Regions from separate parts of the Homo sapiens genome. Here region 1 is linked to region 2. The links are chromatin contacts, found by Hi-C in ENCODE. All regions are on one chromosome and are shown on one strand. Each heading gives the region's core, a stretch centred on a gene start or an enhancer-like site at or near the end of the contact. The rest is flanking DNA. Distances are from core to core; before and after follow the strand shown.

Region 1 (4,832 bases), core at 1,681-4,180, 50 kb before region 2:
CACCAAGTGTCATCATTCTTCCCCAGGTTGTCTCTGTCTCCCTTCCTTTTCTGTCCCCATGACTCTTACCTGTATCCAAAACTATGGCGTTTAAGGTGAAAGAGCCAGTCTGTAGGAGCTGCTTCGAGGAAAGTCTTGCAAGACTGCCTTCTTGAACTTGGTGCTCAAACTCCCCTCTGGCTTCACAACCTGCATAGTTGCCTGGGTCAGAAACAGGTTCCTCAGGCAACTTGGTGTTGCATTAACCAAGTGACACTGATTGTCACTTGGAAGACACTCAGTGACTGACTATTAGAGATCATCTGCCTCTCATTTTGGGGATGTGAAGGTTGAGACTCAGAGAGGTCAGGCAACATGTCTGAGGTCACTGAGCCAACTAGCAGCAGCCCCAGAGTTGTCACCCAGATTTCCCGACTCCCTATTCATTCCCCAAAACCTACCCATGGGGAATGTTCTGCCAGGCTGTTCTACATCACCAGTAGAGAGAAGTTGCCTTGAGTATTCGGTTTGGTTTTGAAGTTAACCTATTCAGACACACTTGAGCATGCAGTGAGTCACTGACTGGATTCATTCCCAGACCTATGGACTCAGCGCATCAGCTCACCAAGCCTCCTGCATACTCTGCTTCTACGCTGGACAACTGTGCATTTTGAGAAGCTGGAGGAAATTGTTTGGCATAGTGTTCTAGGCCAGCAGTCATGCGATACTGAGCTAGGCCTGGCTCCTATAGGCTGGTGAAAGCCAAGTGTTAGCTGTTCAGGATTTTTTTGAGTTGGTTAACTATTGATAGCTTCAAAGTCGCCATGGCAGGGGTATTTATACCATAGAAATTGGTACATGTTACAAATTAGGGTTTCATTTTTCACCATCCAGAGATCTGATTTACTAACTCACTACTGATTCTGAGGTAGGACCCCAGCTTAGGAAGGCACTTTCAGGCAAGACTGTTCTGCGGTAATTAGGAAATGGAGAGTGGCCCTGTCAGATGCAAAGGAGAATATCAAATTTGGAAAAAAGTACTGCCTATTGCACAAGAGGTAAGAGTCACTGAGACATCTTGCACCAGACCCAAGTGAGGGATGGAAGGGGCCCTGATGGTCATCTTGGGACAGCTTCTTAGGGTCACCCAGGAGCCCAGGAGCCAGGTATGCCACTCTGTGGTGGGACAGAAACCCCTGTAAAGAGCAAGCAGACACTCAGTCACCCAGGACCCTCCCCAACACTCCCATTCCCTGCAATCTATCAGCACATCCTATCAATCCCGTCTGGAGTAGATATCTGATCACGCCTTCTCTCCCTTGTGACTGCCATGACCCAAGTCCAGGTTCCTGCTACATCCTTCCTAAAAGGCCTTCCCCTGCAAGCTTGCCTACCTCACATCAACTCTCCCCACATAGCTGCAAAAGTGGACGTCTGAGAAGAAGGGGGAGGAAGAGGAGAAGAAGGAAGAGATGAAGAAGGCGAAGATGAAGAAAAAGAAGAAGAGGAGGAAGAAGAAGAAGGAGGAAGAGGGGGAAAAGAGGAGGAGATGATGTTATGTCATCCCTTCACCCTTCCCCTGCACACACACACACACACACACACACAGACACACAGACACGCACACACACACACACACACACCACGAAAACCCTTCAAGAGCTTCCCATTGTACTTAGAATAAAATCCACGCTTGAGTAAAGCTCTGCATGATTTGGCCCCTGCAAACCTCTCCAGCCTCCTCTTGCTTGGGAGCCTCTGTGCTCACAACTCTCCTGTCACCCTGGTCTTCTTCCAGGTCCTTGAATGCTGGCTAAGCTCTTTGCTGCCCCAGGACCTTCGCACCTGGTCTTCTACTGGCAGGAATACTGTTTCCTGAGTCTTCCCCTGACTGGCTCCTTCATTTCCTTTAGGTCTCAGCTTGAGTGTAACCTCACAGGGCCATTTCCTGCTCACCTGGTGAAAAGTCAGGCCTCGTCTGTTCTCTGTTTTAGCTCCTAAGTTTCTTTACGACAATTATTTCAGCCCACAGTTCTTTTATTTACTTGTCTGCTTACATTTTGTTTTAATCTTTTCTTTACTTCCCCCCACTTCAACAGATGCTCCATGGAGAAATGGGTTAACCACTGCATTGCCAGTGCCTGGCATATAGGGGTGCTCAAATAAAGACTTGATGAGTGGGCTGGGTGTGGTGGCTCACACCTGTAATCTCAGCACTTTGGGAGGCAAAGGCGGGCAGATCACCTGAGGTCAGGAGTTCGAGACCAGCCTGGACAACATGGTGAAACCCTGTCTCTACTAAAAATACAAAAGTTAGCTGGGTGTGGTGGTGAGTGCCTGTAATCCCAGCTACTCTGGGAGGCTGAGGCAGGAGAATCGCTTGAACCTGGGAGACAGGGATTGCAGTGAGCTGAGACCGCACCACTGCACTCCAGCCTGGGAGACAGAGCGAGACTCCATCTCAAAAAAAAAAAAAAGTTGATGAGTGGTTCATTCTACTGCCACCACCTATGGGAAGACAGGTCAGGAATGTTGAAATGAAAGAAGTGCTTGGCTTCCTCTGAGCTCCAGCTGGACACAGGCATCTGTGATGCATCCAGATTCAGGCTGCTCATGGACTCTGAGGACTCAACGCTCCCGGAGGGCTAGCAGGGAGCTTTGCACACATACAACCAGTTCTCACCAAGCAATTGGGGATTAATAGTGCAAGGGGTTAAATGGGTTCAAACTGTTCCTCTTAAGCTCACCAAGATGGTAAACCGTACTTCAAAGCTGCTTGAAAATTCTTACTTGGTGAGCATGCAGTTCTGTGTCCCTTTTGGGCAGAGGATTGGGAAGGCAGCCACCAAGGCCGCCTGCCGAGTGAACAGGGGGAGGGGGCACTCCAGGTGACGTGGGTGCAGAGACCCGCTCATGCCTGACCCACAGTTAGTGCACGCTCACAGTGGTTCCAGTCTTGTCCTAGCGACCCGACTGGCCTGGTTTGTTATTGGAACTAGAGCTGATGATTCACTTTAAATAGATCCTTAACCTCACAATTTGTTTTTCTTGAAACGGTCCTGAGAGGTGCTTTCCAAGAAACAAGGAAAAAACTGACTGCACAGTGGTGACTTTGAGTCTGTCTGCAGAAAGCAGTGTGAGTGGATGGTTCATTCCCATGGCAAAGCCTTTCCCTGTCACCCGGTGTCAGGGACAGTGAAAAAAACGGGCCGTAGCTTGGGAAACAGGGGTGCTCTGCAGTTGCCGTAGCAGGTCTTCAGGGAGAGCTTACGGGAACCCACGGTGTAGGGGCGGGGGAGGGGGACTGGGTGTGTTCATTTCCCGGGGATGCTGTAACAAATTACCACAAACTGGGGGCCTTAAAACAACAGAAATGTATTGTCTCACATTTCTGGAGGCTGGAAGTCTGAAATCAATGTGTCGCAGGACCACACTTCTTCCTTGCCGCTTTCTGGCTTCTGGCGCTTGCCAGCAGTCCTTGGCAGTTCTCGGCTGGCGGTTGCATCTCTCCAGTCTCTGCCTTTGCTGTCGTGTGGCCATCTTCCCTCTGTCTCTGTCTCTGTCTCCGTATTCAAATCTTTTTCTCTTTGTGAGAACACCAGTCATTGGATTTAGGGCTTGCCCTAATCCAGTAGGATCTTATTTTAACTTGATTACATCTGCAATTACATCCTATTTTCTAATAGGGTCATATTCACAGGCATCAGAGTTAGGACATCAGCATATCTTTTGGGGCTGGGGACTCAATTCAACCCACCACAGGAGAGGTCCCCTTGCTACTAGGCGGGTAGTCATATCACACGCACATGTCGTAAACATGCTGAGCAGACAAGAACCCAAAATCTCTGATTTGGGTAAGATGTGATTCCAAAATGTGGAGTGCAGAATTGACTAAAACGTTTTGAGGCTTAGAGTAAGAGACTGCTGCAGTTTAGGAAGACTTCCTCATTAAAAGATTCCAAAAGACATATTCCATGAGTCACCAGGGTAGACTGAATAATGAGCGCTCAAAGATGTCCGTGCTGTAATCCCGGGAGCCTGTGACTATGTTACCTTGCATGACAAAAGGGACTTTACAGATGTGTTTAAATTCAGGATTTGAGATGAGATGATCCTGGATTCTCTGAATGGATCTTCTAAGAATCACAAGGGTCCTTACGGGAGGGAGGCAGGAGGGTCAGAGTCAGAGAAGGAGACGTGATGGCTGAAGCAGAGATCAGAGCGCGAGGGGTTGGAGGATGGAGGGAGGATCTAGAAGAGGAAAGCAGGCAGCTTCTAGAAACTGGAACAGGCAAGGAAATAGATTTTCCCTTCAGAGCCTCTGGAAGGAGCTGACCCTGCTGGACGCTTCAATCCTAGCCCGGTGAGACTGATTTTTCCTTCATGACAAGTCAGTTGATGTTGTTTTAAGCTCCTAAATTTGATAATTGGTTACAGCAGCAATAGGAAGCATTGCAGTCACATAGCCCAGTTTGGCGTCTTGTATTATTTTAACAAGCTCTCCATCAATCCACCTGTGTATCATTTTAGTCTGCTAACACCAAGAACAATATGTTGCATGTGGAAGACCTTAATAACTACTTGTTGGATGCATACTCTGAGAGCTTATTATACACTCGGTAGTATGCTAAACCCTTTGGATACATCCCTGTCCTCCTATCTATCAGTGTGGAGGAGAATTGGACATTGAACAAATAATTTTACAAATAAAACAGACATTGATTTATGTGACAAGTGCTGTCACAGAAAACCACAGGGAGACGTGACAGGGTAGAGTCGGGGAAACCTAACTTCAACGTGGGGTCAGGCAGAGCCTTCCAGGACACTCCCAGCTGAAGCCAGGACTGGACATA
Region 2 (4,694 bases), core at 921-3,420:
CACATGTTCTCACTCATAGGTGGGAATCGAACAATGAGAACACCTGGACACAGGGTGGGGAACATCACACACCGGGGCCTGTTGTGGGGTCGGGGGAGGGATAGCATTAGGAGATATACCTAATGTAAATGACGAGTTAATGGGTGCAGCACACCAACATAGCACATGTACACATATGTAACAAACCTGCACGTTGTGCACATGTACCCTAGAACTTAAAGTATAATAAAAAAACAATAAAATAAATAAAAATAAAAATAATTGGCCGATTCTTCTATAATTGTTGGTGCTAAAATGACCAGACCAAATAAATTAGTTCACTTCAGTAACCTTAAAAAAAAAAAAAGGAATGTGCCCGATAATGCAGACGATACAATTACGAGTGCATGGAACAGACTTCGGGAGGCGAGGAGGCGATAGGGCGGCCCGAGGCTGATTGAGACACTGGTGGCTGTGGAACGCTTAGAGGGGTTGTTGCTGTGTGGTTGTGAGTGTGCATGCCTTTGTGTTGGAACACACCATCCTAACATTTTGTGTGTGTGTGTGTTCATGCTATACTACATACATATGTAGTATGCTATACTACATACATATAGAGTATGCTATACTACATACATATAGAGTATGCTATATTACACACATATAGTTATGATTATCTAGTTGCATAACATACTAAACTGTTATGAATCATAGTCCACAACAACGAAGAAGTCAAAGGAAGCCCAGTGGCTTGTTTGTCACAGAAAGTGTAGAATTTGGGATTTTCATTTCAATCCATTGACAAGCAGGGTTTCCATGCCCTGTGTGCACAGTTCAAGGAACAGTTTGCTCTTACCTGGGTATCAGGAAGGGGCTCCTAGCCAGGGCAATCAGAGAGTCACTCTTGCTGACTGCCCCAGCTGACAGCCCTTCTCCTGCCCCAGTAATGTCTGGCGAACCATGAGACAGGGGAACAGGAATGGGTTTGCTCAGAACTCTTGAAAGAGGCCATGGGACTTGGGCACACCCAAAGGAGCAAGAAGCAAGCAGCACCCAAAATACGCATTGACCCAAAGGCCGATCTTCTGACACATCCACACACGTCTCATCACACATGCAGGGAAACCGTGTCATGTCCGAACTCCAGAACTCCAAACCTCTCATAGTAGTCAGGAGAACACTGGGATGAGTTTAGCTTTTGAGAACTATAAATGTGCCCAAGTGTTGGTTTGGCTAGCAGACTGGAAAATTCTTAGGGTTAAAATTCAAATAAGAATAATATAGCATTGCTAGTCATGACTACAGTATTTACTTAAATTATGCTCTCAGATCTCTATGAAGACAATCCAAAACATAATTAATACTTTTTTTTTTCGCTACAGAGGATAAGTTTTGATTGTACACACACACACACACACACACACATACACACACGATAATATCTATACATATATTTGCCATGCAGAAGTAATGGAAAAGTGAAGGGTATTCCCGAGTTGGCAGCAAATGCCCAGAGTGGGTGAAACTGATGCCCGTGCTCTAGGCCCGGGGAGCCTCTGAGCAACCTGCACTGTGGTGCCCTGGCCTGAGCGTGTGCTCAAAGGCCTGCTCCGCCTCTCCATGACCTAGTAAAGCATGGTGGCCTCCTCCCTTCCTGCCCAAAGCATTAGAATGTCAAGCTCCAGTCCTTGAATGCCATTCTCTCCCTTCCCCCTCAATCCTCCCAGCTCCCCCTCCCCCACTTCCTGTTTGTTTTAAAGAATGGGCACCCAGCATTCCCCCTGCTTCTCATTGGGAAGGAAGGCAGAGGCACGGGAGAGATCTGGGTGGTTGTGGAACAGGAATGGAACTTCAACAGAGTAATGAGGCAGGAAGGGAAAGGGCATGTTGGGGGGTGCAAGAGCTGGGACTTGATAATCTCTGTGAGTCCTGGAAAGAAGAGCGTTTGCTTTGAGGGGTGATTGCCTTTCATGGACTTCTTGGGGGTGGCGGCCTTTTGATCTGCGATGCTGCTCCGTCCAGCCCTGGGCACAGAGTTAGCCATTTCTCCAGTGCATGCAGCTTCTGCACTGGATCAGCGCAGAACCTCGGGAAGGAGGGTGAGGGCTCTAATACTGGAATGCCCTGGAAAACCACCAGGAATCTTGGTATCCTGTAACCGTCTTTCTCCAGGGCCTGGGATCCCTCATCGGCGTCTGGACACCCTTCATCTTTTAGCCGTTGCCCTGTTCTTGGTGAACTGCTTGTTAGGACCAAAAGTGGCCCACCCCTTTCTCTGGGACAGTGCAGAGCACCGGGGCCAGAGGCTCAAAGCACCTCCAAGCTGAGATCAGAGACTTTGGATATCGTTGATCCAGAGGCTTCCAAACTTTTCCTGGTGATTGAATTCTTACCATGAAATCCAGTGAGGAGCTCCAATGCCTCAAGCAGATGGAAGAGGAACTGCTCTTCTTGAAGGCAGGGCAGGGCTCTCAGAGGGCAAGACTCACCCCACCCCTGCCACGGGCTCTCCAGGGTAACTTTGGAGCCCCAGCACTCTGTGGAATATGGTTCGCAGAACACTTGCATCCTGCTGTTGGGATGCCCCCAAACTATAATAGCAGCATGCTCAGTCTTTCACCAGAAAGAACCATCTTATCTGGAGGATGGTCAGGAAAACAAACTCAACAGCCAGTGCCTCCCCTCAGAACTCTGCTCCTGAGGTCTCCTTTCAGTCTGCATAAGTCCTCCCAACCTGGGAGCCCCAAAGCTTCTCAGCGGATCCATCCCCTCTTCCATTCTATCCCAAGGTCTCAGCTGCATTCTGTTCTGCTTGGTCTTCCTCTCCTCTTCATACAGACTAGACCTTCACCCCCTGCCCAGTATGGCGCGCAAATGCCATTGAGATACATTTGTTTTGGTCCCAATATCTTTTGGGGCTCCAAAAAGCCCCAGAAAGAGTAATGCCTTCAGCCATGGCCCATGTGATGACTTTTCCCAGAGACAGCCCCATGGGTCAGTGATCGCCGGTGGGAGGTCTCCCCAGCCTCCCTTCAAGCCTTCAAGTCTGTGTAGAGGCGCCTTCTCTTCTCTGGGCATTCCCCGCTTTGTTGCAGAGAAATTATTTTCTACTCAGCGGCTTTCAGGTAGAGAGAGAAAGTGCATGCGGTATGAAGGATGTGAAGATGGAGGGCTTGACGTCGTGGGTCATGTTTTGTGGTTAATTCCCCCACATAACAAAACAGTGAGCAAATGTTTATAAACAGGAACTCAGTGTTTCAGTGATGAAAGCCTCTGGCCTCGCCACACTGATTGCTGGTGTGCGCGCACACACACACTCACACACCCTGTTTTTCTTACACACACACAGCTTCATGGAGCAGAGAGCTGGAAAGGGTGTCCAGAATGGTGGATCAGGCTTATTATTATTACTTTTTTTATCTCCACCAAACTCTCTCCTTAAGCCCCAGCAGCCCAACCCCCCCCCGCACCAGACAGCATATCGAAGGAGTAAGCTGCAGGTCAGCCTATATTTTAGGCAGAAAATTAGGCAACCTTGGGAGAGACCGGTTTCCAGCAGACACGCACGGACGCGATGGTGAGGTTGGGCTGAGACGGTCCTTCCTGGATGCAGTCACCCTCCCCATCCCGAGTTTTACTCCCTGGGGGGATTGTGGTGGGTGCCTGGCCTCCTCTCCCACCAGCGCACTGCCCCAAGCTTGCCTAGGTAGTATCAGCACTGGGGTGAGGGATGCAATGCGGGTTTATAGTTGGCTGTGGGGACTTCTGATTTCTCCACCCCATAGATGATAAACGACCGCGGGGCTTCCTCTCCCAGGTCTTTCCTCACTCTCCTTCGTCTTTCCCTCTTTCTCCATGGGAAAGGTAGAATGAGACTTGCCACCAGGGACATCCAGGCACATTCCTCTTCCCAATCAGCCTCTACCCATTCTCTTTCTGTCTCGTGTGTATCAGTGGCATTTTCTTGTGTAGCTTCCCAGATTTGCAAACCCGCTCCACATCCTGGACGCAGACCCCCTTCGCTGGCTCTATGAAGGCTTCACGTTCCTGGGGCATTCGAGACTTGACTTTCCAGAGCAACTTTGGATCCACCCTGTTACCCTTTTTTTTGTTTTGTTTTGTTTTGAGAGGGAGTCTCGCTGTGTTGTCCAGGCTGGAGTGCAGTGGTGTGATCTCGGCTTACTGCAACCTCCGCCTACTGGGTTCAAGTGATTCTCTTGCCTCAATCTCCCCAGTACCTGGGATTACAGGTAGACACCATCACGCCTGGCTAATTTTTGTATTTTTAGTAAAGACAGGGTTTCATCATGTTGGCCTGGCTGGTCTCAAACTCCTGACCTCAGGCGATCCGCCCGCCTCAGCCTCCCAAAGTTCTGGGATTACAAGTGTGAACCACCGTGCCCAACCTCCCCTCGTTTTTGACCTTTGTCCCCAAATGTCTTTCATCCAGTTACTAGGACTTGTAGCCTTTTTGCAAATAGGTATCTGTAAGCATAGAAGAATAGGGTGATTTGTGAAGTGACCCTTAGTGGCATCTGTGGCGGTCCTACTAATCAGATTTGCAGAAGAAACACGGAAACAAGGAAACTCCTCTCTTATATTAAAATAAATAAGGTTTTTAATTTCAAGTTTCAGAGATATTTCCTTTCTTTTCTGAAAATAAATATACAATTGTCTTGAGAGTCCTATAAGCCAAACGCAGGATGCCGATGTTC

The links. Hi-C counts contacts between places; a loop is a spot of excess contacts on that map. Pooled maps may share reads with other maps.
Region 1: a pooled map shows a loop between it and region 2 (1.8-fold over the local background). The contact joins the enhancer-like site here to the promoter of LINC02961 in region 2. A Hi-C loop is called at or near these places in 4 of 50 pooled maps.

What each region holds. Positions count from the first base shown.
Region 1 is chr1:234,807,794-234,812,625 of GRCh38, reverse strand. No RefSeq gene overlaps it. Among named protein-coding and RNA genes, the nearest start is that of LINC02961, 50 kb to the right of the region's middle. Within about 2 kb of position 2,930, at least 6 of the 41 ENCODE cell types and tissues checked have a DNase peak (open chromatin) inside an H3K27ac peak, as active enhancers do.
Region 2 is chr1:234,757,532-234,762,225 of GRCh38, reverse strand. It overlaps LINC02961 (long intergenic non-protein coding RNA 2961), which reads left to right and starts at 2,170. Exons shown (of 1, transcript NR_148962.1): 1 at 2,170-4,607. All of the region lies in intron 1 of LOC107985364 (a long non-coding RNA gene), which reads right to left. RefSeq lists enhancers at 491-1,068, 1,069-1,648.